Linked DNA regions of Homo sapiens: all the other regions are linked to region 1. Evidence: chromatin loops called from intact Hi-C (ENCODE). Cell type or tissue: HCT116. All regions are shown on one strand. Region 1 has its middle 11 kb from the start of PCDHB1. Region 2 holds the start of PCDHAC1 (protocadherin alpha subfamily C, 1). Region 3 holds the start of PCDHA10 (protocadherin alpha 10). Region 4 overlaps LOC105378198 (a long non-coding RNA gene). Region 5 holds the start of PCDHA13 (protocadherin alpha 13). Region 6 holds the start of PCDHA11 (protocadherin alpha 11). Region 7 holds the start of PCDHA8 (protocadherin alpha 8).

What was found. Peaks named below come from ENCODE experiments on the same cell type or tissue, not always from the same donor. Only the 100,000 strongest peaks of a DNase experiment are listed, where the experiment ranks them.
Region 2: a loop joins it to region 1, with 10 times the contacts of the local background. A loop is called at or near these places in 29 of 110 quality-filtered maps.
Region 3: a loop joins it to region 1, with 6 times the contacts of the local background. A loop is called at or near these places in 28 of 110 quality-filtered maps.
Region 4: a loop joins it to region 1, with 7 times the contacts of the local background. A loop is called at or near these places in 5 of 110 quality-filtered maps.
Region 5: it touches region 1 in a loop (12-fold over the local background); 34 of 110 quality-filtered maps call a loop at or near these places.
Region 6: it touches region 1 in a loop (6-fold over the local background); 31 of 110 quality-filtered maps call a loop at or near these places.
Region 7: a loop joins it to region 1, with 9 times the contacts of the local background. A loop is called at or near these places in 24 of 110 quality-filtered maps.

Annotation. Positions count from the first base shown.
Region 1 is chr5:141,037,902-141,041,901 of GRCh38, forward strand. No RefSeq gene overlaps it. Among named protein-coding and RNA genes, the nearest start is that of PCDHB1, 11 kb to the right of the region's middle. RefSeq lists enhancers at 2,585-3,519, 2,715-4,000. In HCT116, CTCF peaks have their summits at 2,461 (motif pointing left) and 3,496 (motif pointing left); DNase peaks (open chromatin) are centred at 2,410 and 3,360; H3K4me3 peaks cover 1,415 bases; H3K27ac peaks cover 400 bases.
Region 2 is chr5:140,925,030-140,929,029 of GRCh38, forward strand. The region is part of intron 1 of PCDHA1 (protocadherin alpha 1); the gene reads left to right. The region is part of intron 1 of PCDHA2 (protocadherin alpha 2); the gene reads left to right. The region is part of intron 1 of PCDHA3 (protocadherin alpha 3); the gene reads left to right. All of the region lies in intron 1 of PCDHA4 (protocadherin alpha 4), which reads left to right. It also overlaps PCDHA5, PCDHA6, PCDHA7, PCDHA8, PCDHA9 and PCDHA10, and 5 more genes. RefSeq lists enhancers at 1,853-2,410, 2,972-3,483. In HCT116, a CTCF peak has its summit at 1,576; DNase peaks (open chromatin) are centred at 1,010 and 1,612; H3K4me3 peaks cover 1,524 bases; H3K27ac peaks cover 1,194 bases.
Region 3 is chr5:140,854,061-140,858,060 of GRCh38, forward strand. All of the region lies in intron 1 of PCDHA1 (protocadherin alpha 1), which reads left to right. The region is part of intron 1 of PCDHA2 (protocadherin alpha 2); the gene reads left to right. All of the region lies in intron 1 of PCDHA3 (protocadherin alpha 3), which reads left to right. All of the region lies in intron 1 of PCDHA4 (protocadherin alpha 4), which reads left to right. It also overlaps PCDHA5, PCDHA6, PCDHA7, PCDHA8, PCDHA9 and PCDHA10, and 1 more gene. In HCT116, a CTCF peak has its summit at 1,783 (motif pointing right); a DNase peak (open chromatin) is centred at 1,811.
Region 4 is chr5:140,724,603-140,728,602 of GRCh38, forward strand. The region is part of intron 1 of LOC105378198 (a long non-coding RNA gene); the gene reads left to right. It also overlaps VTRNA1-3. Among named protein-coding and RNA genes, the nearest start is that of ZMAT2, 26 kb to the left of the region's middle. RefSeq lists an enhancer at 1,342-1,636. In HCT116, no CTCF peak of the experiment used is centred here; a DNase peak (open chromatin) is centred at 1,549; H3K4me3 peaks cover 1,037 bases.
Region 5 is chr5:140,880,799-140,884,798 of GRCh38, forward strand. All of the region lies in intron 1 of PCDHA1 (protocadherin alpha 1), which reads left to right. The region is part of intron 1 of PCDHA2 (protocadherin alpha 2); the gene reads left to right. All of the region lies in intron 1 of PCDHA3 (protocadherin alpha 3), which reads left to right. The region is part of intron 1 of PCDHA4 (protocadherin alpha 4); the gene reads left to right. It also overlaps PCDHA5, PCDHA6, PCDHA7, PCDHA8, PCDHA9 and PCDHA10, and 4 more genes. RefSeq lists an enhancer at 2,961-3,545. In HCT116, a CTCF peak has its summit at 1,924 (motif pointing right); a DNase peak (open chromatin) is centred at 1,923.
Region 6 is chr5:140,866,791-140,870,790 of GRCh38, forward strand. All of the region lies in intron 1 of PCDHA1 (protocadherin alpha 1), which reads left to right. The region is part of intron 1 of PCDHA2 (protocadherin alpha 2); the gene reads left to right. The region is part of intron 1 of PCDHA3 (protocadherin alpha 3); the gene reads left to right. The region is part of intron 1 of PCDHA4 (protocadherin alpha 4); the gene reads left to right. It also overlaps PCDHA5, PCDHA6, PCDHA7, PCDHA8, PCDHA9 and PCDHA10, and 3 more genes. RefSeq lists enhancers at 3,280-3,955, 3,956-4,000. In HCT116, CTCF peaks have their summits at 2,108 and 2,797 (motif pointing right); DNase peaks (open chromatin) are centred at 2,131 and 2,791.
Region 7 is chr5:140,839,229-140,843,228 of GRCh38, forward strand. The region is part of intron 1 of PCDHA1 (protocadherin alpha 1); the gene reads left to right. All of the region lies in intron 1 of PCDHA2 (protocadherin alpha 2), which reads left to right. The region is part of intron 1 of PCDHA3 (protocadherin alpha 3); the gene reads left to right. All of the region lies in intron 1 of PCDHA4 (protocadherin alpha 4), which reads left to right. It also overlaps PCDHA5, PCDHA6, PCDHA7, PCDHA8 and PCDHA@. In HCT116, a CTCF peak has its summit at 1,918; a DNase peak (open chromatin) is centred at 1,923.

The DNA of each region.
Region 1 (4,000 bases):
TGGGAGTCAAGGAAAGCTTCTTTAAAGAGACGTCATTAATCTGAGTTGACATATTAGAAGGAACATGTCATGCAAAGAGCTGGTGATAACCCACTCCAGGTAAAGAAAACAGCAAGCTCAAGGACCCCAAGACTGAAAAGAGATTGATTAATGTTCTAGGAACTGTTGGAAGGTCAGGGCAATTGAAGTGTGGTAATTGAGGGAGGAAGTGGTTAATAAGATTGGAAATTTAGATAGGATTTGTTTATGCAGGGCCTTGTAGGCCATATTAAGGAATCTAGATTTTACTCTCAATGCAATGGGAAGACATTGAATTGTTTTAAGCATGGGTGCAACATAATCTGTCTTATGTCTTTTAAACAAACTATCACATGTACTCCATAAATACATACAATTTGCATCAGTAAAATTTTTTAGTATATTTTTATTGCAATATACCATACTTAATATGCACAAATCATAGTGTGCAGTTTAATAGATTTTTGCAGTGAATACACTCATGTCAAGAAATAGAATATTACCAAATCCTGAAGTCTCCCTCATTCCCCATTCCAGTCTTTATCTCCATCGAGGCAACCACTATCCTCACTTTAATCATCTTAGGGTAGTTTATACAATTATTGAGCTTTAAATTAATAGAATCATAGAAAAATTTGTTTCTGATTTTTTTCCTGCTAAACATTGCATTATGTCTGTGAGGCTGATACATATTGTTGCATGTAGTAGTTTTTAAAAAATTGTCATTGCTGTGTATGTTACTGTATATGGCAACAACAACATCTTTATCCATTTGGATTGCTTCCAGGTTTGAGCTATGATGAACATTCTTGTCTATGTCTTTTTGTACATACACGTAGGCATTTCTGTTGGATGTATACCTAAGAGTGCATATCTACGGGTATGTTTTATTGAACTTTAGTAAATTGCTGCCAGCTTTTCAGAGTGATTGTAACAATTTACACTCCACCAGTACTGTGTGATAGTTGGAGTTGCTTCATCCTTTCCAAGGCTTGAAAATGTCAGCTTTTATTATTTATTTATTTAGCCATGCTCTTGGATGGATACAGGCTTTTAGTTGTGGCTTAAATTTCCATTTCTTTAACAGTTAAGGATGTTGTAAACCTTTTCATATGCTTATTGGCTATTTGGATATTCTCTTTCATTAAGTGCCTGCTCACTGACTTAGTACTTAGGTTTTAAAAAGATAATTCTTGTTTCTATGGGGAGATTATATTAGCCAATACTACTAGGCACTTGTTTGGATCTTGAAACAACATGAATAAATTTTGGGTGTATGCACTGGAAATTTACAAGTGCTCTTTTACAGGGGAAATGCTACAGAAACACAGGTGTGCTGCAAAACACCATGACAGTGCAATTTATCTGTAAAATTGGCCATGAAACTGTGAGTCAAATCATGCATTCTGAAAAGTGTTGATCTATCTTAAGATATCTTACTGTTGTCCTCTCCAATACCAACTCCAAGGGAATATAATACTATCTTATGAATTGAATTTATTAATAAAATGGTGTCCTTTAAACACAAGCACTACAGAAATTTAATGACTGAAGGAGAGAAAATGCAATACTGCATAAAATTTAGTTTAGTGCCTCCAGAAAAAATTAATTTTACTAGTTTGAAACCGAGTTAGACGAATTCTGAGACATAAATATGTGAAGGAGAAAGGACATGCTGAATTAATGGGAGTTCTGGCTGCCTGCCAGGGGGATTCTACAAAGTCTTACAATACAAAGTAAATCATCCCTCTGGAGCAAGTGGTATGCCCCTCCAGAATGAGGAGGGCTCCGCCCAACAATAAATTAACTTTGTACAGCATGCTTTATTGCTCTGCAATGCATTCTGGCAGGCTTGCTTTCATTGTCTCTTCCCTTGGGCTGGCTTGCTTTGCTTGTCTTTTAAAGATGACTCAGCCAAACTTTTAGTCTTTGCCCTCATCTTCTCCCTTTCCCTACTCCTCATCCTCCAATTTTTCTTCCCAGAAAGGCAAAGCCAGAGCAGAGCCCCTCCCTTTTGGTTATTGTTCCAGCTCACTGAGTATTGGCCCTGAGACGTAAACGGTTTCTTTCCTCTTTTCCAACTTCATGGTTTACATTCATTTTATTAGGCTACCTCTGGCCCTCTCAGTTCTCTGAAGCTAGTGATCCTAAATATCTATGGCGTCTGGGCATGGGGGTGCTTTTCATCCCCGCTTCCTACTGCAACAACCCCTGCAATCCCCTCTGCAGCCCCAAGCAAGGAGATCCGTGTCGTCAGGAGTGCGGTGCAGCCACACATCCAAGGCTGACAGGGCGGGCACTCTGCCAAGTCCTGCGCGCTGCTCGCCTTCCACAACACCTTCCTCAGCTTCGTCTGTATTTGAAGAGCTTAGTAAATTAATTTCCCAGGGGCAGAGAAGGGAGGAAGAGGGAGTGTCTGAGGGCTGAAAAATGCAGTCGACTCGCCCTCTGCTGGTTAAAGATCCGAATTTGTCGCCGCCAAAACAACGGGGAATGAGAAAGCAATCCATATGGTACGGAAAAATTACAACAAAAACTCGGCTTAATTTAACCCACCTGTGAACCTTAACTGCCTACTGTTCCTCTTTAGCGCTGCTTACTTCCCCAGCACTGAGATTTAATTAGATTGATTCTAAACGCTAGCCCCTGAACTCATTTTCATTTGCCCCTGGTTTCTGCCGTTCTAAAACGCAAATAATCCCCACCCACAAGTTCTCTTCTTGTCTAATTAGTCGCTAAGCAACTGAAGATAACAACTAAACCATTACTTCTAGAACACACTCGTGTTTCACTCCAGTGTCTTTGCCTTAAATAGTAATTTCAAGCGAACAACAACAACAAAAAAATCAGCTGCTGTTTGTGTTTCCGAGATTAATTAATTGGAAATCGAGAAAAAGCAAATGTAGTCCGTCCCAGTGCTGGTGTCTTAGGAAAGCTGACAGGCAGCTTTGTGCAAGCCGAGGTATTGGCCGCCATAACGCACACTGACTTTTGTACCGCCTTTGCTGTCTTACGCATTTTGTCGGAATAAACCAACACACGGAGGTTGGGTAATCTAGCCCCTTTACCCTGTACAGCAAGACAGCATTTACGAGTCACTGAGATTCTGGAGAGTAGAGAGAGAAAAACAACCACAGGATTTTGCAATATGGTGTATTATTTAATATCAGTCTGTTCCTCCTCCAGGCTAAAAATCCCAAAACAAGGGGTTCCTACCCCCCTCCACCTCTGGCATTGTAAATTAGCCAGTCACGCGACCCTTGGAACCAGTTGGGATTGGCCATTTCCTTTGTGTGGTGAAAATCTCTGCAGCGAGTCATGGGACCGAACTGGGCGGTGTCGCTGTCCGTGGCCATGGTGCTGAACTCTGGGCGTGGCCAGAGAGATTTCCTTTACATGACAGCTTCCGGTAGGGCGGGGTCGGGGTCGCGTTCCGAAAAGTGGATCCACCTGCCACCTGGTGGCAGATGAGGAAAATGCTATTGATAAAGTGTAAAGGGTTCTTTGGATTAAGACTTAAAACTTAAAAGACACAAATTGAAGATTTGGGGCGTCAGGAAGTGGTTTTTTTGAGAGATCTGCCTATTTTTAAAGAGAAATGGAAAAATTTAGAATTTTCAGAGTGATCTCTCGCTTCTACTCAAAATAATTTACGAATATGTTTAAATTTCTCCAAGCATTTTTTCCAACACATCTTGTAATCAAATAGGTATTTTTAAAGTATCTGTATATATAGGTATTTAGAAATATTTACTAAAACTTCCACAGGGTATATTTTACTGAAAGAAATACTAAGGAAGCACTATGTTGTTAGCCAAAAATATTCCAGGAAGCTTAGCCGAGAGTGCTACTCTGATCTCAGTTTCTGGAAGATGAAAAGTGTGACTATATTTAGGAATTGGTAAGAGGTGGTGGGAATTCTAGGATGAAAACTCTTGTTTTTTATTTTTTCCAAGCCTAATACATAAACTATCAGAGTGCT
Region 2 (4,000 bases), 110 kb before region 1:
GAGCCCAGAAGTTTGAGACCAGACTGGGCAACAAAGCAACACGCTCATCTGGAAAGGAAGGAAGGAAGGAAGGAAGGAGGGAAGGAAGGAAGGAAAAAAAATTTCAAACATACACAAAAGTTGAGAGAATTGTGTAATTGACCCCAATGTACCATCACCCAGCTTCAATAATTATCGATACTTTTAGGCAGGTTTCTACCAGAAAATATGTCCTGGAAACTTTAATTCTTGATCTGTGTTCAGATTTTGCCTTTCAAATGTTTCATTATTGGGGCTTTGGACATATTGCACCTGTATTAAAAGAAGGATTTGAGTGAGGAATTTAGTGCTTCATAGTCAATAGTCAATGAGTCTCCTTTTGGCTCGCCTCCTTCTTAGGGAAAGGAACTGGTTGTAGGGTGTTAGGCAGAATTTGGGTGTATCTGTTGTGGCTCAGAGATGTTTCTCATAGAACTGATCACTGTCCCAATATCCACGCAAAAGACCAAATTAAAAGCGAGGAGAAATACCTAATGTAAATGACAAGTTAATGGGTGCAGCACACCAACATGGCGCATGTATACATATGTAACAAACCTGCACGTTGTGCACATGTACCCTAGAACTTAAAGTATAATAATAATAATAATAATAATAATAATAATAATAAAGCGAGGGTGGGTATCTAGCCTATTCTTATCCTGCCTCATGGTGTTTTCTAAATATTTACAGAAAGAAAATTTACAGAGTAGTTTCCTGGTCAAACTCTAATGAGTATCTCAGTACTTTCCCCTCCACTTCTCACGTCTTCTTTGGGGACGGGTCGTCAAGTCTTTGAGTTTCTAGTTATTGCTATTGACTGGTTTATAACCTCCTCTTTCACCCAGATCGTCAAGGGCCGTTTGCAAAGCACTCCCAAGTAGAGCCTCTTGGAGAAGGAGAAACTGCTATCACGCAAAAAAAAAGCCTTGAGCTCGCTGGCTCCGCTGCCTCGAAAAGCCAGAGTCCGGAGGCAGTTTGATGCGGACACTATTCCCCAACCTTCTTCCCCTCCTTGTCGTCTCTATTGCCCTCTTGGCAGCTCCTGGGATACAAGAGGGTGCAGGACAGACTTCAACCCGCAGCAGGATCCAGCGCGGAAAGCTCTGCAGCAGGATCCAGCGCGGAAAGCCCCCCGCAGCACTTCTTTCGGGGGGCTCCTGTTTCCTTAAGCCTAGAAGGTGTGGTCGCTCACGTTCACCGTCCCGCCTCTCGCCGCCTCCGCTCGGCAGCTCCACGCTGAGTCCCGCCCTCTCCGCCGGAGAGGTGCGCCGGGGTCAGAGCGCCGGGACCCGACGCGCGGCTCCCAAAGGGCGGCAGGAAGAGCCCAGCTGGGCTCAGCCACAGTTATCAGCAATCTGCGGGCAGAGGATGTGGAGGTTAAGATCTGGGCAGCCTCAGGGCGTTGTCCTAGAAAACACCGTTTAAGGAGAGAAGTGTTAGTGTCTCGGGGCGTCTCCCAGGCTCCGCCCTGCGCCCGCAGCCAGCGTGGTGGTCGAGACCCCAGCCCGCTGCTACTGGAGACAGCACCTCTCGCGCCCGGGCGGGCGGCCTCGTCTCTGCACCCCTAGGCGGCGCTGCGCTCCTCAACACCCGGCCGGCTCCGCTTTCCCAGACGGCTGCCCAGCCTCCAGCCTAGCAAGCCCGGCTCCCAGCTGGCCAGCCCCGGCAATGCCGGCGTTCGGGAGGCGCAACGTCGGCGGTCGCTGAGTATCCAGCCCGCAGCAGTGACGGCCGGCAGGAGCGTGCTCTTCCCCGCGGCTCGTGCTCTCCAGGAGTCCGGAGCATGGTCCTGGGTCACCGTTGGTGTAGCGTGTTGGTGGAACGTGGACGCCTAGAGGGAGGATGGTGGGCTGTGGGGTGGCAGTTTTATGTTTGTGGGTTTCCTGCGGCGCTGCAGCGGGACAGCTCGAGTACTCAGTGCCGGAGGAGACGGAGCGGGGCGTAGCCGTAGGCAATCTCTCCGCGGACTTGAGGCTGCCAGCGGCCGCTATGTCCTCGCGGAACTTTCGCTTCCTTTCCAGCCACCGCGAGCTCTACTTCGGGGTGGATCTACCCAGCGGCAATTTGGTGGTCAGAGAGCCGGCGGACCGCGAACAGCTGTGCAGGGCCAAAGCTGCCTGCGTCTTGACCTACGACCTGGTGCTCGAGGACCCGCTGGAGCTGCACAAGATTCGGATTCACGTCCTGGACACCAATGACAACTCACCTCTCTTTCCTGCCGGCGACGTGCAGCTGCACATCCCCGAGTTCCTGACGCCCGGAGCCCGCTTTACTCTCCCGAATGCCCAAGATGACGACGAGGGAAGCAATGGGATACTAAGCTACAGCCTAAGCCCCAGTCAGCACTTTCGCCTGGACATGGGATCGCGGGTTGACGGCAGCGAATACCCGGAGTTGGTGTTGGAGAAAGCACTGGATCGCGAACAGCGCGCCACCCACCTGCTGGTGCTTACAGCTCGGGACGGCGGGCTACCTGCCCGCTCAGGAGACGCACAAGTCACCATCATTGTGGTGGACACAAATGACAACGCGCCTGTATTTGAGCGCTCCGTATACCGCACCAAGGTTCCAGAGACTGCACCCAATGGGACTGTGTTATTCCGAGTTCAAGCCTTGGATCCAGATGAAGGGTCCAATGGGGAAGTCCAGTACTCCCTAAGCAACAGCACGCAAGCAGAGCTGCGACACCGCTTTCACGTGCACCCTAAAAGTGGGGAGGTGCAAGTAGCTGCTTCACTAGGTCCGCCTGAAACGCTCTTGGAGGCATACATTGAGGCGAGGGACGAAGGTGTCTTTGGTTTAGCTAGCACCGCTAAACTGCTGGTGGAGGTGACTGACGTGAACGATCATGCCCCCGAACTGGACTTCCTGACTCTTTCGAACCCAGTACCTGAGGACGCTGCCCCTGGCACAGTGATTGCTCTCTTTAGTGTAAAGGATGAAGACCTCGATTCTAATGGTAGGGTCATTTGTGGCATGTCTAGTGCAGGCCCTTTTCAGCTGACGGCTTCCTTTGACAACTACTACAGCCTGCTGATTGATGGGCCCCTGGACCGGGAGCAGATCAGTGAATACCAAGTCCTGATCACGGCCTCAGATAGTGGCTCACCCCCACTTAGCACCCGAAGGACAATCACTGTGTCAGTTGCTGATGTGAATGACAATACACCAAACTTTCCTCAACCCCAGCAGGAACTTTTCGTTGCTGAAAACAATGGCCCTGGGGCCTCTCTAGGCCGAGTGTTTGCCCAGGACCCCGACCTGGGGAAGAATGGCCTTGTCTCTTATGAGCTGTTGGATGTTATCTCTGAAGGGCCATCAGCCTCTAGCTTGCTGGCAGTGGAATCATCCAGTGGGGCCATCACTGCCAAAACTTCCTTTGACTTTGAGCAGCTCAGGGGGTTTCATTTCCAAGTAGAAGGCCGGGATGGTGGCATTCCTCCCAGAAGTGCAACAGTGACTATAAACTTGTTTGTGGTAGATAGGAATGACAATTATCCGGTTATCTTGTTTCCCTTGCCCAGAAATGGTTCTGTCCCAGTGGAAATTGTGCCCCGCTCTGCCAGGACTGGACACTTGGTCACAAAAGTGGTAGCAGAGGATGCTGACAGTGGTTCTAATGCCTGGCTTTCCTACCACATCTCCCGGGCGTCTGACTCTAGTCTCTTTAGAATTTCAGCCAATATAGGTGAGCTCCGTACTGCTCGCTTAGTTCTTCCCACTGATGCAGTTAAGCAGAGGGTGGTGGTAGTGGTTCGGGACCATGGAGACCCACCACTTTCCTCCTCTGTCACTCTGGGTGTGCTGTTGAGCAACTCTGTCCCTCAGTTACTTCCAGACTTTGAAGATGTCTGGGAACCAGGAGGGCAGCTTTCTGCCCAGAACTTGTATTTAGTAATTGCCTTGGCTTGTATTTCCTTTTTATTTCTGGGGTGCTTACTTTTCTTCGTGTGTACCAAGTTGCACCAGAGCCCAGGCT
Region 3 (4,000 bases), 180 kb before region 1:
CTGAGGCGAGAGAATCGCTTGAGCCTGGGACATTGAGGCTGCAGTGAACTGTGATGGCACAACTGCATTTCAGCCCGGGTGACAGCAAGATTCTGTCTCAAAAAAAAAAAAAAAAAGAGTAGTTTAACTACTCCCTACTTTTTATTCAATATTGGACATCTACATTGGGATATTTATGTTATCACTTGGTATAAAATGTACATTAGTAGAAATTGAGTTTAGTTTTTATTATTTTGTGCGTGGAGATGATTGATCAATGGCAAACTTATTTTACGCTCCAGATAGCTAAAACAAACGTTGATATTTTGATACATAACTCATTACATTTTAATTCAGGGTTTATAAAAAAGTAATCTCTAAAATCAGAATTTGAATGAATTTTGATGCAAGAGGCATTCCAGAGGAGTAGAGAAGTATAGAAACAGAATTTAGTAGGACACATAAACTGATGGATTAAGTGACACCCATTTCTGTCAGTTTTCTTATTCATAAATATTGTTGCTCTGTCATTCAGATTTTAATAAAAAAAGTTTAAAGTAATTGACACATTTAAAAATATTCTTTAGAAAAGTCAAAACATCATTAAATAAAATAAATTAACCCTTGCATAAGACCAATATGTCTGTTGTTAAGTTTTCCTTTCTTGGAAAGACAGAAAACTCAAGTTTTTTTCAGCAGCACAGATATATTACATTTTCATTCCTGAATATTTGATTTCAAGAACTTTGAGAGAGAAAAAAATATTTTTACTGCAAGTGGTGATGAAAAACTTCACTGACATTGATAAAATTACTAGATATATTTCAGAACTGTGTCTTTTGGGCATTTGAAAAGCGTAAATATAACAGGGTTGAAAGCATTTGCCTCTGAAAGCAGAAATAATAAATTTCTTAATTACTTTATTCAGAATTATAATTAAGATTCTTTTTGCCCGTGTAAGATATTATAAAATGAAACTTCTTGTATAAAGGATTTTTCTGTAATAGTACTTTTCTGTTTTCTTAAATACAGAAACCACCACTCTCAGCCTGTGCAGTAGCAATAATTAAGGCATTCTATAGGTAATAATTTTGCCTGATGAGCCAAATTTGGTATTGAGCCTCATGAAAACAAATGTGGCCAAATTGAGGCCTGAGAATAGTTTCCATTTATGAAGCACTCATTCTCCTTAAGGTACTATTGCAAGCACTTACTATATTATAATTCACTCAACCACCGTATTACTATTAGGCCAAAGTTATAAAATTGGAACATGAGGGAGGGAGAGGTTAAACGATTTTCCCAAGTCATGTGGCTAGTGAGTAGGATAATAGGAATCTAAATGGAGAAATGTCTGATGTTGAAGCTAATGATCTCTAAATTCTAGTGATGACTAGATCTTCGGAGTTATAAACACCTCACAGATAGTTGATGCTTGACATTAGTGTCTAAATAAACCTTATTAAATCTCAAAATAATGAGAAAGAGAAGTAAGTTAAGTGTCAGAACTTAAATGGAACTAAAGTTGTCATTTAATAAAATATTAGTATACTCAGTAGTATGCAAATATTAAGGGCATTTTGAAATTCGGCTATTGATAATCATGTGGTTAGGGAAGAAATCACTACTCTGAGAGTCTACATTTAAGAAAACATTGCACGTGGGATCAACATTTATTGTTATTAACTATAAAGAGACGTAATGTGAGGCTTTGAAAGTCCATAGACATAAAAATACGTAAAAAAAGAATTAACATATGAATGAAAGAAAAGTTGTGAACTCATGGAATCGTACTTACACCTAAAGCCACCGGATGTCGCTGTCGTCCACAAAATAGCTTTTTAGAACAAAGGCATCAGCCAGTTTCTCAAGGACTAGGAAGTAGCGTCATTCTGAGATCTCAGCCATTTCGATAAAAAATAGATATAAGAAATAGGACAGAAAATGTCAGATCGTATGTGCGTTCTAGACCGCTGATTCGTCGATTTGTAAAACAAGAGAAGGATAAGATGGTTTCCAGATGTAGCTGCCTGGGGGTCCAGTGTCTGCTGCTCTCGCTTCTTCTCCTCGCAGCCTGGGAGGTGGGGAGCGGCCAGCTCCACTACTCAGTCTACGAGGAGGCCAGACACGGCACCTTCGTGGGCCGCATCGCGCAGGACCTGGGGCTGGAGCTGGCGGAGCTGGTGCAGCGCCTGTTCCGGGTGGCGTCCAAAAGACACGGGGACCTTCTGGAGGTAAATCTGCAGAATGGCATTTTGTTTGTGAATTCTCGGATTGACCGCGAGGAGCTGTGCGGGCGGAGCGTGGAGTGCAGCATCCACCTGGAGGTGATCGTGGACAGGCCGCTGCAGGTTTTCCATGTGGACGTGGAAGTGAAGGACATTAACGACAACCCGCCCAGGTTCTCCGTAACAGAACAAAAGCTCTCAATACCTGAATCCAGACTGCTTGACTCTCGATTTCCACTAGAAGGCGCATCTGATGCGGATGTTGGAGAGAACGCATTGCTTACTTACAAACTCAGTCCAAATGAGTATTTTGTTCTTGATATTATAAACAAAAAAGACAAAGACAAATTCCCAGTGCTTGTTCTGCGGAAGCTGCTGGATCGTGAAGAAAATCCTCAGCTAAAGTTGTTGTTGACAGCAACTGATGGAGGCAAACCTGAATTTACCGGATCTGTTTCTCTGCTGATCCTGGTGTTAGATGCCAATGATAACGCCCCTATCTTTGACAGACCGGTTTATGAAGTTAAGATGTATGAAAATCAAGTGAACCAAACATTAGTAATACGGCTCAACGCTTCTGATTCGGATGAAGGAATAAACAAGGAAATGATGTATTCATTTAGCTCTTTGGTCCCACCCACGATAAGAAGGAAATTTTGGATAAACGAAAGGACGGGAGAAATAAAAGTAAATGATGCTATTGACTTTGAGGACAGTAACACTTATGAAATTCATGTAGATGTTACAGATAAGGGAAACCCACCTATGGTTGGTCACTGCACGGTCCTAGTGGAACTACTGGATGAAAATGATAATTCACCTGAGGTGATTGTCACTTCTCTGTCTCTCCCAGTGAAAGAAGATGCTCAAGTGGGCACCGTCATTGCCCTAATCAGCGTTTCTGACCATGATTCAGGAGCCAACGGACAGGTCACCTGCTCTCTGACGCCTCACGTTCCGTTCAAGCTGGTGTCCACCTACAAGAATTACTACTCATTGGTGCTGGACAGCGCTCTGGACCGCGAGAGGGTGTCGGCCTATGAGCTGGTGGTGACCGCGCGGGACGGGGGCTCGCCTCCGCTGTGGGCCACGGCCAGCGTGTCTGTGGAGGTGGCCGACGTGAACGACAACGCGCCTGCGTTCGCGCAGTCCGAGTACACGGTGTTCGTGAAGGAGAACAACCCGCCAGGCTGCCACATCTTCACGGTGTCTGCGTGGGACGCGGACGCGCAGGAGAACGCCCTGGTGTCCTACTCTCTGGTGGAGCGGCGGTTGGGCGAGCGCTCGCTGTCGAGCTACGTGTCGGTGCACGCGGAGAGCGGCAAGGTGTACGCGCTGCAGCCGCTGGACCACGAGGAGCTGGAGCTGCTACAGTTCCAGGTGAGCGCGCGCGATGGGGGCGTGCCGCCTCTGGGCAGCAACTTGACGCTGCAGGTGTTCGTGCTGGACGAGAACGACAACGCTCCCGCGCTGCTGGCGTCTCCCGCTGGCAGCGCGGGCGGTGCAGTCAGTGAGCTGGTGCTGCGGTCGGTGGTTGCGGGTCACGTGGTGGCTAAGGTGCGCGCAGTGGACGCTGACTCTGGATACAACGCGTGGCTGTCGTATGAATTGCAGTCGGCGGCGGTTGGTGCACGCATCCCGTTTCGCGTGGGGCTGTACACGGGCGAGATCAGTACGACGCGCGCTCTGGATGAGACTGACTCGCCACGCCAGCGCCTACTGGTGCTGGTGAAGGACCATGGCGAGCCGTCGCTGACGGCCACGGCCACTGTGCTTGTGTCGCTTGTGGAGGG
Region 4 (4,000 bases), 310 kb before region 1:
CGGCTTCAGGCACCCTCAAGGCCTCTTGCATTTCTCCCATAACTTTCTCCAAATATGTGTGCAGATTCTTTAATCCAGCATATATTCTAACAACATACTTGTGTATGTGTACATATATGTACCAAGATGTGTATCACTGCAGCTTTATGATAGTGAAACTTAAAACTAGTACATTTATACTTGAATATAATGCAGCTGTTACAATACAAGTGATTTAGGTTTATATGCAGTGACTGGAAGGATCTCCAAGACATGCTGTTAAGTAAACAATATCCAACAACCAAGATTCCCAGCAAGCCAAGAAAAACCTTATGTTTTGTATACAGTTAAATATACAGATTGAGGGAAAGGACTGGAAGGATACACATTGAAATATAAACAGTGGTTAATTGGAGAAAAGTAGGAATTTGGGGAAGAAAGATTAGCTGTTTACAGTGCACATAAAAATAATAGATGTTACTGTAGTATTAAAAATGGAAATAATTTTTAGGCCAGGCATGGAGGCTCACACGGGTAATCCTAGCGCTTTGGGTGGCCAAGGTGGAAGGATCTGTTGAGGCCAGTTCCAGGTCAACCTTGGCAACATAGCAAGAGCCTGTCTCTACAAAAAGACAAAACAAAACAAAACAAGAAAGGCTGGGCATGGTGGCTGAAGCCTGTAATCTCAGCCCTTTGGGAGGCCGAGGCAAGCGGATCACCTGAGGTCAGGAGTTCGAGACCAGCCTGGCCAACATGGTGAAACTTCCTCTCTACTAAAAAATATAAAAATTAGCTGGGTGTGGTGGCGCATGCCTGTAGTCCCAACTACTTGGGAGGATGAGGCATGAGAATCGCTTGAACCTGGGAGGCGGAGGCTGCAGTGAGCCGAGTTGTTGCCACTGCAATCCAGCTTGGGCAACGGCGTGGAGAATCCGTCTCAGGAAAAAAAAAATTAGTTGGGCATGGTGGACTGCCTGTAGTCCTAGCTACTGGGAAGGCTAAGAGGGGCGTATGGGTTGAGCCTAGATGGGGCCATTGCACTGCAGCCTGGGTGACAGGGTGACAGAGGGGTATTCTGTCAAAAAAAAAAAAAAAAAAAAGCGCCGCAGGAAGTTTCCCCTGGGGAGAGGATGTAAGGTTTATCTAGTTTAGCAGCGAAGTTCTAAGATAAGGTCTGAAATACAATTTACACCTTGTAAAGACTCCACTCTTATGACCCAAGCTCTACTTGTAAAAGTCGATTTGATCACAAAGTGACCCTGCGTGGTTGTTTTGGGAGCGCAAAAGCTGGAGGCAAAGGAGGTGGGGGCGTGTGGAGAGTTGTGGACCAGGTGACTGCTGAGGAGAGAATAAACCGGGGGCACAACCGCGGAAGAGCTCTCCAGGGGTTAGAGGAAGGCTGAGTACTTGTCACTGCTGTATGTCCCCAGATGGACACTCTGCAATTGCCTGGAGATAGCGGCGGATTGGACAGTCCAGGTCGCTGAGTCAAGCTAAAGCACCGTTGTTTTGACTCACTCTTTGTGACGTAGGTCTTTCTCACCAGTCAAGAAAATACAATCCGAAAGCAACCTCTGGGCTGGCTTTAGCTCAGCGGTTACTTCGCGTGTCATCAAACCACCTCTCTGGGTTGTTCGAGACCCGCGGGCGCTCTCCAGCCCTCTTACTGCTGAAGTTCAGCTCACTTTCCATAATAAAAGGATCCAGGGTTTCTTGGAGAAATGGCTGATTTTAGTAGTGGGCAGGAAATATAGAAATGGACACGGAGCACCTCGTAGTGCTAGAAAGCAAGGAAGTGCTTAAAATCCAAACACAACCAAACTCTTAACTTTTAAAGTTTTTTCAGTGTTCAGTAATGTTCACGTGTTTGTTCTAACAGTTACCTGTATATTTGTATCTTCTTGTCCTTTTTGCCTGAGGCCCACAGGAGTTTTTCTTTCAAATCTAATGGATGCTCTAAGATATACCTCAGACTTGATCATTCCATATAATTTTTCCTAGGTTTCCTTTCGATATGTAGACCCAAGTTTCTTTTATTATAGTTTTGAAGATTACATCGGTTCCATTGTTTTATTCTTCTTCAGGGACTGCAATGTATGTTGGATCTTTGCCTCTACACCAACGCCACTTTCTGTCTGATCCTTTGAATGGCTTTTTTTTTTTTCAGATGGAATCTCACTCTGTTGCCCAGGATGGAGTGCAATGGTGCGATCTCCGCTCACTGCAACTTCCATCTCCTTTTTTCAAGCGATTCTCCTGCCTCAGCCTCCTGAGTAGCTGGGACTACAGGCACATGCCACCATACCTGGCTAATTTTTGTATTTTTAGTAAAGACAGGGTTTCACCATAATGGCCAAGCTGGTCTCGAACTCCTGACCTTGTGATCCACCCGCCTCGGCCTCCCGAAGTGCTGGGATTACAGGCGTGAGCCACTGCACCCGGCTGAATTGCTTTCTTTTGATTTTATTTTTATTTTATTGGCTGTGTTAATACCTTTCCTCAATACCAGTTATTATATTTTAAGTAAAAGCTCTTCCTCTTCGAACATCTTATAATTTAGTTTTTTTTTCTGATTTTTTTATTCTTCTATTTCTCCTGCTTTTTTTTTTTTAACAAACTGTTTTCTTAGTTATTTCGTTCTTTGTCCATTTCTGTTCTGAGTTATTTTTCTGATTCATGGCATTTTTTTTCATGTTACCAAATTATTGTTTAAGGTTATTTAATTTTGGCTGGAATATTATGTTTCAGGTTTCTGGTATCATGTTGAGTTTTTTTTTTTTAGAAAATATAGATTTTCACTTAAATTTTTTCTATATAATATGTCTGCAATTTTCTGTGCATTTTGTAATATTTTATTTTCCAGTTTCAGCAACTGCAAATGAGGCAGGAGGTTGGGTGCCTTACCAGCTTTCTTAGTTCAAGAGTGCCCTCTTTTTTTAGAGTGGCGCACTGGCTGATGTCTTCTGATTTTGTGATTCTGTTTCATTTCTGTGGGACTCTTAACTTTCTTTTTCTTTTTCTTTTCGAGACACAGCCTGTCTCTGTCTCCCAGGCTGGAGTGCAGCGGCTCCATCTCTGCTCACAGCAACCTCTGCCTCCTGGGCTCAAGCGATCCTCCTGCCTCAGCCTCCTCCCGAGTAGCTGGGACCACAGGTGCGCACTACCTCGCCTGGCTAAATTTAGTATTTTATTTTATTTTATTTTTGTAGAGATGGGGGTCTCACCATGTTGCCCAGGCTGGTCTCGAGTTCCTGAGCTCAAGAGATCTGCCCACCTCGGCCTCCCATAGTGTTGGGTTTATAGGAGTCAGCGACTGCGCCCAGCCTGGGACTCTTACTCATTGCTTGCTTCGTTTTTCTTCACCATCAAGCCCTGAAGGGGTACCTCCCCTTCAAGTCGCCTCTTTCTTCCTGCCTTTCCTCTTGCCTTTGCAACATTGCCATTGCCAGTCTCAAACAATTTCACCCCCTTTTAAAATCTGTCTCAGTTCTTTCATCTACCAGATCTCGGACGTATTGTCAGTATTTCTCCACTCAAGATGGGACTCTCTTTTTCTGGTGGTGGTTTAGCCTTTCTGTGCCATCTTGGCTTCTCTTCTAGAGCATGGCTCTGTAACTGGATCTGCTGGTTTTGGATGTATATACCTGCTTTTATATAAAATGGGGTTTATAATTTTCTCTGTCTGTAAATTATATTGTAGCCATGGATGGTTTTATTCGTTCTCCTTAGTTTTGTTTGTTTATAGGATGTGTGGAGAGATTCAAATTTAGGTAACTGGTGTTGTTCTATAGGAATCTGGAAGCCAGAACATTTGTTTTTGTTTTCCATAAAAAATTTTAATTGTGGTAAACTACACAGAATATAAAATTTGGCATATGAACCATTTTAAAATGTTCAGCTCAGTGGTGGTAGGTACATTCACACCGTTTTGCAACCATCACCACTATCCATCTCCAGAACTCTTCATCTTTCAAAACTGAAACTCTATACCCATTAACTAATAACTCTCCACCTCCCTCTA
Region 5 (4,000 bases), 160 kb before region 1:
GTGAATGACTCTAGAGTGTCTGGAAGGGCATATTTTAAATGGTTGACTATGTAGTCTAATTATGTGAAGAGGTAAATAAAGAAATGTAGGGCCAGATAGAAAGAATTAGAAGAGAAATACTATGTTAGTAAAAGTAATGGAGCAGGAGAGGATGATGAGGGTAAGAGAATACCAAATACTCTGCCTAAATTTTCAGAGGAGAGCAGAGCTATGGAAATAAACCCAACAGTCATTTCCTATAGAGTTGTGCACAGAACAGGCCAGATAATTATTGGAGCTATGATATATTTTTCATTACACCATTTGGCCTGGGATTTTGTGGCTTGGTAGAGATAGTTATAACAATAGATAAAAGTAAGATCCTCTTCCTCTTTTCCTTGCTAAAGATATGTTAACATCTTTGTCTAGCTGTTGTTTCTTGGAAAATTAAAGTCAATTTAAATGACGGCAAGGTTTTACTCAGTGATGATGAAGTAAGATGGAGAGAGAAAATGGAAACTTTAACCTCCTGGTTAAATTCTATTTAACCAGGACGCCGATTCGGGCTACAATGCGTGGCTTTCGTATGAATTGCAGCCGGCGGCGGTAAGTTAAATTCTATTAAATCAATAGGATATTAGTTCCAGGCATATTTTATAAAAACAGAATCCAAAACCTTAGAGCATTGTTGTGGCTAAATTATTGTGTTTATGCACATACACACACTCACATACAAAATCCCACACATATTGACTGAACACTTTCTTTTGAATATAAATATCTTATCTACATCTCAAGTCACATTGAGGGAAATTTATTAATATGATGTGCTTATTCAAAATCTGATATATCAGTTACCAATATTTTTCACCTTCACCGATTTTATTCTTATGTGATTGTTATGTTTCCTTTTGGAGTCAATGGCTGTTGTGTGAGGAGGTCTTGAAAAATATTACAGGAAGAGGACAGTACCACAAAAACCTACATGACTATGCAGAACTACCGATCAATTGTCCCAAAACGAGTGTCGAATATTCTTTGTCTTAAAGTTCTGCATGGAATTCTTACACATGGAAAAATAAATTTGTGGCAAAATGAAACTCATCAACCAATTGTCAGCTAATATAAAATGTTGAGCAGAATGCAGTGATTTGCTGTTTCTGGGAAGGTAAACATTTAATCTTCAATTACATATTTGCAGTGAAAATGTCAGGAAATGCAAGGGGCAAAAAAATACTACATCAATGGAAAATATGAAGACTGAGTCATACTTACACTTACACGTTCATGCGCATGGTGTCGCTCTTCACTGAGAACGTTTCCGCGAAGAAAGCCGCCGTTTCTTTCTTCCTGCAGAAAATATAGCAGAAAGCGGAATACCTCTTGCGAATCCTTCCGCACTAGGAAGCCATAAAAATTGGGCCTTGAGAGACAGTTTGAGGTAAGGCGTTGTATATATTGCAGATAGCTCTGAGGTTTTTGGAGTGTACCATGCTGTCTTCCTGGCAAGGAGGCCCAAGACCGCGGCAACTACTGCTCTGGCTTCTGATCCTCGCAGCCTGGGAGACGGGTAGTGGCCAGCTCCACTACTCCGTCCCCGAGGAAGCAAAACACGGCACCTTCGTGGGCCGCATCGCTCAGGACCTGGGGCTGGAGCTGGCGGAGCTGGTGCCGCGCCTGTTCCGGGTGGCGTCCAAAAGACACGGGGACCTTCTGGAGGTAAATCTGCAGAATGGCATTTTGTTTGTGAATTCTCGGATCGACCGCGAGGAGCTGTGTGGGCGGAGCGCGGAGTGCAGCATCCACCTGGAGGTGATCGTGGACAGGCCTCTGCAGGTTTTCCATGTGGAGGTGAAGGTGAGGGACATTAACGACAACCCGCCCATATTCCCTGAAAGCAAGAAACGAATAATCATTGCAGAATCTAGACCTCCGGAAACTCGATTTCCACTAGATGGCGCATCCGATGCAGATATTGGAGTAAACTCGGCATTGACCTACCGACTGGATCCCAACGATTATTTCACTTTGGACGCACAAAACAGTCTTGAGCAAATGTCTTCATTATCACTTGTACTGAGGAAAACACTGGACAGAGAGGAAATTCAGGAACATAGTTTATTACTGACAGCCAGTGATGGAGGTAAACCCGAGCTGACTGGCACAGTTCAGCTGCTCATCACGATTCTGGACGTGAATGACAACGCCCCGGAATTTTACCAATCCGTTTATAAAGTGACGGTGTTAGAGAACGCCTTCAATGGAACATTAGTGATCAAGCTAAATGCCACAGATCCTGATGATGGTACAAATGGAGATATAGTTTACTCATTTAGAAGGCCTGTATGGCCTGCAGTGGTATATGCATTTACCATAAATCCGAACAATGGAGAAATTAGGACAAAAGGCAAACTAGATTTCGAAGAAAAGAAATTATATGAAATATCCGTGGAGGCAGTTGACAAAGGAAATATTCCAATGGCGGGTCATTGTACCCTTTTGGTGGAAGTACTAGATGTAAATGATAACGCCCCAGAGGTTACCATCACTTCTTTGTCACTCCCCATCAGAGAAGACACTCAGCCTAGCGCCATTATTGCCCTAATCAGTGTGTCCGATCGTGACTCTGGCTCAAATGGACAGGTCACCTGCACCTTGACGCCGCATGTCCCCTTCAAGCTGGTGTCCACCTACAAGAACTACTACTCATTAGTGCTGGACAGCGCCCTGGACCGCGAGAGCGTATCAGCCTATGAACTGGTGGTGACCGCGCGGGACGGGGGCTCGCCTTCGCTGTGGGCCACGGCCAGCGTGTCGGTGGGGGTGGCCGACGTGAACGACAACGCGCCGGCGTTCGCGCAGCCCGAGTACACGGTGTTCGTGAAGGAAAACAATCCGCCGGGCTGCCACATCTTCACGGTGTCTGCTCAGGACGCGGACGCACAGGAGAACGCGCTGGTCTCCTACTCGCTGGTGGAGCGGCGGGTGGGCGAGCGTGCGCTGTCGAGCTACGTGTCGGTGCACGCGGAGAGCGGCAAGGTGTACGCGCTGCAGCCGTTGGACCACGAGGAGCTGGAGCTGTTGCAGTTCCAGGTGAGCGCGCGCGACTCTGGCGTGCCGCCTCTGGGCAGCAACGTGACGCTGCAGGTGTTCGTGCTGGACGAGAACGACAACGCTCCGGCGCTGCTGACGCCCGGGGCTGGCAGCGCGGGAGGCACAGTGAGCGAGCTGATGCCGCGGTCGGTGGGTGCAGGCCACGTGGTGGCGAAGGTGCGCGCGGTGGACGCCGATTCGGGCTACAATGCGTGGCTTTCGTATGAATTGCAGCTGGCGGCGGTCGGCGCGCGCATCCCGTTCCGCGTGGGGCTGTACACTGGCGAGATCAGCACGACGCGCCCTCTGGACGAGGTGGACGCGCCGCACCACCGCCTTCTGGTGCTGGTGAAGGACCACGGTGAGCCCGCGCTGACGGCCACGGCAACGGTGCTGTTGTCGCTGGTGGAGAGCGGCCAAGCGCCACAGGCTTCGTCGAGGGCGTCGGCAGGCGCTGTGGGTCCAGAAGCGGCGCTGGTGGATGTCAATGTTTACTTGATCATTGCCATCTGCGCGGTGTCCAGCCTGTTGGTGCTCACGTTGCTGCTGTATACTGCGCTGCGGTGCTCGGCACCGCCCACCGAGGGCGCGTGCGCGCCGGGCAAGCCCACTCTAGTGTGCTCCAGCGCGGCAGGGAGTTGGTCGTACTCGCAGCAGAGGCGGCCGAGGGTGTGCTCTGGGGAGGGCCCGCATAAGACGGACCTCATGGCCTTCAGTCCCAGCCTTCCTCCTTGTCTGGGTTCTGCAGAGGGAACAGGCCAGAGGGAGGAGGACTCAGAATGCTTGAAAGAGGTAAGCTTATATTTTAAAAAATTGTCTTAGTAAACACTTTAGCCTTCCTTGCAGTTGTTTGTTTAAGACATCTTTCCTGCCAATTTCAAATTATTCTTTACTTTAATTTTAATTTTGCTAGTTGTTATCGAATTTA
Region 6 (4,000 bases), 170 kb before region 1:
TAAAAGTCAGGCACAAAGTTCCTTAATCTTCAATTGATTTTACAAAATCAGTTAACAATAACTGTATTGAAATGACTTCTTGGTATTAGCCTATACCCAGATATTAGGCTGATCCTCAAAGATGAGTTCAAAGGGCGCATAATCTCTTCACTAGGGGCTGGTTGAGATGGTGACATCTGAAATATCACAGCCAAAATGCAAAAGATGGGTCATTGATTCATACACTATATCAAACTCTTTTATGACTTGGCGTTTGTTCAGTACTACTTTATATATTCACAAAATACTGTATTGTTGGAAATTAACACCTAAATTAACATATTGTTTTAATTCAAATATGTGATATTATCATTTTTCCAGAGTAAACCTTCTAAGGTTCATTTCCCTACCTCGCAAGACTCCACATTCCATGTAACATCTTCATCCCCAATTCCCATAATAAGGTGATTGAGGATCTGTTGTTTCCTTTTGTTCAAAATAAACCTGATGTGCTTCAAATATCATGTTGAATATACTGTCATCTGGTCTAATGTTATGTTTTGATTAGAGGCTACTATGATTGATTATTTTACAGATGCGTAATGGAATTAACGGTTATAAAAGTTGATATGTCTCCTTTAATTTTTTAATACAGAATTTTGCATTTACCTGAATTAGAGTTCTAGTGTTATGACAACATTGGGAAAAGAGTAAATATGAAAAAAGTAGAACAAAATCTCAAATTAATAGTTGAATATATATATAAAATATTAGCATACACATATGATAACTTTTTCATATGCCCTTGCAGTATTTTTAGATTGGAGATAAACCATCAAAACTATAGAACAAAATATTTAAGCTAGAGTGATATTTATTCTAAATCACTTTCTACTCTAAAATTTTGTTGCATCTTCTTTTTTTCCTCCTAAATCCTAAGGGTATATGAAAAGACAAAGAAAATTCAAGCAAGTTACAACTTCAGGCAAAGAAAACTCTCATAAGCAATTCCTGTATTTTACTTAGCATTTTCTATGAAATTCCATTTCCACAAGCACTAAGGTAATTTACCATTTAGTTGAATTGTTTGATTAATTTTCTATGTTTTAAGCACAATATCAGGTACTTACAGAAGGTATAATTAAAAATCACTTCCCTTGTTTTCCATGAACTTCTGCTCCCAAACCCAAAATTCTTTCAACAAGAAACAAACTATTTTCATGAATATAACTGAATTAGATTAAGGAAACCAATGTTGGTGACTTGGAAATACCAATATGGCACAAAGATGTTCAGGGTGATTTTATTTATTTTATAAAATGATAATAAAATTTATTTTATAGTTGAAAAGCCTATTTCTGTCATATCATTGATTCTGTTACATAAAGTGCTAAATTTTGATATCTCATATTATGCTACTATGGCTTACATTAGAAATAATATATGTCAAATAAAAACTCATCTAGATCAATAGACTTTTCCTTTGTGGATTCTTTTTTAAAACTACCAAGTTTGAGAATATGAATATATTTGTTTTTCATATTGTTCTGCAATGAATATAAAGTCACTTATAATCAGAAAGCAATTAAATGTAAATAACAGTAAAGAATGAGAACTATAGAAAATAGATATGAAAATGCAAGCCCACAGAGATGAGAATAGATCATGTGGAACATAAACACTAAAGAGCTGCTTTTATAAAACTTCAATTTTTTCTTTGAGTTCCCTAGCAGCCAAAGTAACAAGGGAGACTGAAAGTAAAACAATTCAAATTTGATAGTATTTTTATATGAGGAACAACACTTTCAGGAAATGTTTAACCCTAGTTTTTCATGAGGCCACCTTAACAACTGAATTCTCTTTCTCTCTCACTCTGTGTATAAGTATTTTAGATAAGTAAAAGAACAATGTTATAATGTTAAGTCAAACATAGACACAATAATTTAAATTTGATGTTAATCGAGAAATACAATGCCATTTCCATATATATTTAGTTTCAATATGACTTATAATCTGAATATTCCATAAATAAGCACGTTGGAAATATTTGGGGGAAGAAACCCAAAACACGTGAAATTCTGTGGTGGTAAATGCAGTGCACAGTACTCACAGTTTTAGGCGCAAGGTGTCGCTCTTTACTTGGTGGAAAGTTCATTTAAAGGTTGGTCTGAACAGTGAGGCACTCCCATACAAAGGAACTCCATCATACCGGATGCCACCGTTTAAGGATCCTTTGAAACTTCTTAAGAATTCAACGAGATTTTTAACCTGAAACTGAAGAATCTGGTACTGTAAGTGTAAAGAAGCTTATTTTGGAAGCCAATTTCGTATGCGATGTTTGGTTTTCAGAGAAGGGGATTGGGCACCCCACGACTACAGCTCTGGCTTCTCCTCCTCGAATTCTGGGAGGTGGGGAGCGGCCAGCTCCACTACTCCGTCTCGGAGGAGGCCAAACACGGCACCTTCGTGGGCCGCATCGCGCAGGACCTGGGGCTGGAGCTGGCGGAGCTGGTGCAGCGCCTGTTCCGGGTGGCGTCCAAAACACATGGGGACCTTCTGGAGGTAAATCTGCAGAATGGCATTTTGTTTGTGAATTCTCGGATCGACCGCGAGGAGCTGTGCGGGCAGAGCGCGGAGTGCAGCATCCACCTGGAGGTGATCGTGGACAGGCCGCTGCAGGTTTTCCATGTGAACGTGGAGGTGAAGGACATTAACGACAACCCGCCGGTGTTCTCGCTCAGAGAACAAAAGCTGCTGATTGCGGAATCTAAGCAATCGGACTCGCGTTTTCCACTAGAGGGAGCTTCTGATGCTGACATTGAAGAGAATGCTCTATTGACCTACAGGCTAAGTAAAAATGAGTATTTTTCTTTAGATTCACCAACAAATGGTAAGCAGATTAAAAGACTGTCACTTATTTTAAAGAAGTCTCTGGATAGAGAGAAAACTCCGGAACTTAATTTGCTGCTAACAGCTACAGACGGGGGAAAACCAGAGCTTACTGGCACCGTTCGGCTGTTAGTCCAAGTCTTGGATGTCAACGACAATGATCCAGAGTTTGATAAATCAGAATATAAGGTGAGCCTTATGGAAAATGCTGCTAAAGAAACTCTTGTGCTCAAACTAAACGCCACAGACCGAGACGAAGGAGTCAATGGAGAGGTAACATACTCCTTAATGTCAATTAAGCCCAATGGAAGACACTTATTTACACTAGATCAAAATAATGGAGAAGTGAGGGTCAATGGAACTTTAGATTATGAAGAAAACAAGTTTTATAAAATTGAAGTACAGGCTACAGATAAGGGGACTCCCCCAATGGCAGGTCACTGTACAGTCTGGGTGGAAATCTTGGACACCAACGATAACTCTCCTGAAGTCGCCGTGACTTCCTTGTCCCTCCCAGTACGAGAGGACGCTCAGCCCAGCACGGTCATTGCCCTGATCAGCGTGTCTGACCGTGACTCAGGTGTCAACGGACAGGTGACCTGCTCGCTGACGCCCCACGTTCCCTTCAAGCTGGTGTCCACCTTCAAGAATTACTACTCGTTGGTGCTGGACAGCGCCCTGGACCGCGAGAACGTGTGGGCCTATGAACTGGTGGTGACTGCGCGGGATGGGGGTTCGCCTTCTCTGTGGGCCACGGCCAGGGTATCCGTGGAGGTGGCCGACGTGAACGACAATGCGCCTGCGTTCGCACAGCCCGAGTACACCGTGTTCGTGAAGGAGAACAACCCACCAGGCTGCCACATCTTCACAGTGTCGGCGCGGGACGCGGACGCGCAGGAGAACGCGCTGGTGTCCTACTCGCTGGTGGAGCGGCGGTTGGGCGACCGCGCGCTGTCGAGCTACGTGTCGGTGCACGCGGAGAGCGGCAAGGTGTACGCGCTGCAGCCGTTGGACCACGAGGAGCTGGAGCTGCTACAGTTCCAGGTGAGCGCGCGCGATGCGGGCGTGCCGCCTCTGAGCAGCAACGTGACGCTGCAGGTGTTCGTGCTGGACGAGAACGACAACGCGCCGG
Region 7 (4,000 bases), 200 kb before region 1:
TTTTTATTGCTTTGCTTTTATGCTTACATGCATGTATATTTAAAACCTTCCTAGCATATTATTAAAGTTTTAAATATCCTATTTATATTGGGAAATACCTGAAGTTGATAGGGGATCCTCCTTAGCCACCTAAGCTGTATTCATCAATTATTATGATGATGATGATGATTATTATTTTTGAGACAGGGTCTCACTCTGTAGCCCAGACTGCAGTGCAGTGGCACAATCTGGGCTTACTGCAATCTCTGCCTCCTGGGCTCAAGTGATCTTCCTACCTCAGCCTCTCAAGTTGCTGGGACTATAGGCACACACCACCATGCCCAACTAATTTTTGTATTTTTTGTAGAGATGGGGTCTTACCATGTTGCCCAGGCTGGTCTCAAACTCCTGAGATATCGAGAAATACTATTTTCTTTACAAATTGTTTGCTACTATTTAGAGTCAACTACAGAGATTTTTTTGGGTAAATAATGTGATGACAAATTTAAATCATTTCACAGAAAATACCCTTATTTGCCTTTCCTATTTAACCTACGTTTTTGGTAAGAATTTTGTAGAAATTTGGAGGAGCTCTTAATTGCCTACTATGAAGGCATTCATGATGAATCCATGGAGAATTTACTTTTGAGGTGGACTTTGAAAGATGAATAGAATTTTGACAGAAAAAGATGAAGTAATAGAAGAAAAACCTTGAACAAAGAGTGTGCCAAGAAGGAGACAACATATTTTCTGTAAAATATGACTCCTATTGGAAAGTGGTTAGCCTTAGCACTGAGAAGATTGGCTCATGGTCACGTAGCGTATCTCCCAGATGGAAGTCTAATGTCTTGACAATTAGTCAATAGAAAGATAAACTTGTTGAAGATTTTAGTGAAATCGAGTGAAAGCTGTACTAATAAGGACAGAAATTATCACACGTGAAAGGAGAGATGGGATGTATACAAATTTTAAATATGGTAGGCAAAGGAAAAGAAGTCATAAAAATACATATGAGTAAATGTGGAGAATCACTATGCTATAAAAATTGTGATTTTTTAATGATTTGGGTTTTGGGTGATTATTGATTAGATATTCTTTTAACTTTGGTCGACTCATTTTCTAGGCAATGTTAGGGTATACAGGTAAAAATGTCAGGTAGAAAATGAAAATAGGGGGTTGCAGATATGGAGTTAAGAATACTTCAAATAATAGGCTAGTTTAAAGCCGTGGAAATAGAAACGTTAAATAAAAAGTTGGGGAAAAAAGTTTAAAGGCATAATTCTGGTAAATACTCACTTTTTGGAGCAGAAGAAAGATGAAGAACTAACAAGCCAATGATGGCAATACTGCTAGAGTTTGGCATGTCAGAGAAATCATAAAGGAAAATGTTTTAAGTGAGAGGCTGAATTTAACAAGCTATAGAGATATAGAGAAATAGTGTAAAGAATATGCACATACATTTTTATTACTTTAGTAAATAAAACGGTTCAGGCAATTTGACATTTATTGAATAAAGAAAAGCAAAAATTTAACAATAAGAACACAAGAAGATAAAATGTAGAAAAGTTAGAATTATATGCTCACCTCAGAGTAATATATACCAGTGTTTCTGGTGACCAAATAAATATTAATGCATTTCTTCCACACGAAACTATGGAGGACAGTTTACATTTCTGATATCCATGACATACAGGTCATACTTAAATTTATTATTAATTGATACGATATTTGAAATATTGGGAAGAAATTCCTTTCCTTATGAAGAAGAAATCCCTAGCTGAAACTAATGTAAGGAGCCAGACAGTATGAATGCCTCTGCAATTGATAAAGTTAAGGATTTACTATTAAATTATGATAAAGAAATAGAAAGTGCATAGAAGAACCCAGATATTGCGGAAGTAATTCATGTAATCATTACCTTTTGAAGCCACATGATGTCGCTGTCTACCAAGAAGTTCTGGTTGGTCAATGTTCAAAGTCTTTTCTCTGACAGCATCTGTCTCTAAAGGCCGAACAACGGGAGATGCAGCGGAATTGGATTAAAAGACTCTGAAAGTACAGTCGTTCATCTTTATATTAAGATAATATTTTCTGATAGGAAACGACTATTTAACATGGATTATCACTGGCGAGGAGAGCTGGGATCCTGGCGACTACTACTCTTGCTTCTGCTCCTCGCAGCCTGGAAGGTGGGGAGCGGCCAGCTCCACTACTCCGTCCCCGAGGAGGCCAAACACGGCACCTTCGTGGGCCGGATCGCGCAGGACCTGGGGCTGGAGCTGGCGGAGCTGGTGCCGCGCCTGTTCCGGGTGGCGTCCAAAAGACACCGGGACCTTCTGGAGGTAAGTCTGCAGAATGGCATTTTGTTTGTGAATTCTCGGATCGACCGCGAGGAGCTGTGCGGGCGGAGCGCGGAGTGCAGCATCCACCTGGAGGTGATCGTGGACAGGCCGCTGCAGGTTTTCCATGTGGACGTGGAGGTGAAGGATGTTAATGACAACCCGCCAGTGTTCCGGGTAAAAGACCAAAAGCTGTTTGTTTCAGAATCCAGAATGCCAGACTCTCGGTTTCCGCTAGAGGGCGCGTCCGATGCAGATGTTGGAGCTAACTCCGTGTTAACCTACAGGCTTAGCTCTCATGATTACTTCATGCTAGATGTGAATTCAAAGAACGATGAGAATAAACTGGTTGAGCTCGTATTAAGAAAATCCTTGGACAGAGAGGACGCTCCTGCGCACCACTTATTCCTGACAGCCACAGATGGGGGCAAACCTGAGCTCACAGGCACTGTTCAGCTGCTGGTCACAGTGCTGGATGTGAATGATAATGCTCCCACTTTCGAACAGTCTGAATACGAAGTAAGAATATTCGAAAACGCAGACAACGGAACAACAGTTATCAAACTGAATGCTTCTGATCCGGATGAAGGAGCCAATGGGGCAATTTCATATTCTTTTAATAGCCTTGTTGAAACTATGGTTATTGACCACTTTAGCATAGATCGAAATACGGGAGAAATAGTGATTCGGGGTAATTTGGATTTTGAACAAGAAAACTTATACAAAATCCTCATTGACGCCACGGACAAAGGCCATCCTCCCATGGCGGGTCATTGCACCGTTTTAGTGAGAATTTTGGATAAAAATGATAACGTCCCTGAGATAGCACTGACTTCCTTATCCTTGCCTGTACGTGAAGACGCTCAATTTGGTACTGTCATCGCCCTAATTAGCGTGAACGACCTCGATTCAGGTGCCAACGGGCAGGTGACCTGCTCCCTGATGCCCCATGTCCCCTTCAAGCTGGTGTCCACCTTCAAGAATTACTACTCGTTGGTGCTGGACAGCGCCCTGGACCGCGAGAGAGTGTCGGCCTATGAGTTGGTGGTAACCGCGCGGGACGGGGGCTCGCCTTCGCTGTGGGCCACCGCCAGCTTGTCTGTGGAGGTGGCCGACGTGAACGACAATGCTCCGGCGTTCGCGCAGCCCGAGTACACGGTGTTCGTGAAGGAGAACAACCCGCCGGGCTGCCACATCTTCACGGTGTCTGCGCGAGACGCGGACGCGCAGGAGAACGCGCTGGTGTCCTACTCGCTTGTGGAGCGGCGGGTGGGCGAGCGCTCGCTGTCGAGCTACATTTCGGTGCACACGGAGAGCGGCAAGGTGTACGCGCTGCAGCCGCTGGACCACGAGGAGCTAGAGCTGCTGCAGTTCCAGGTGAGCGCGCGCGACGCGGGCGTGCCGCCTCTGGGCAGCAACGTGACGCTGCAGGTGTTCGTGCTGGACGAGAATGACAACGCGCCGGCACTGCTGGAGCCTCGGGTGGGTGGCACTGGTGGCGCAGCGAGCAAGCTGGTGCCGCGGTCTGTGGGCGCGGGCCACGTGGTAGCGAAGGTGCGCGCAGTGGACGCCGACTCGGGCTACAACGCGTGGCTTTCGTATGAGCTGCAGCCAGCTGCAAGCAGCCCTCGCATCCCGTTCCGCGTGGGGCTGTACACGGGCGAGATCAGCACCACTCGTGT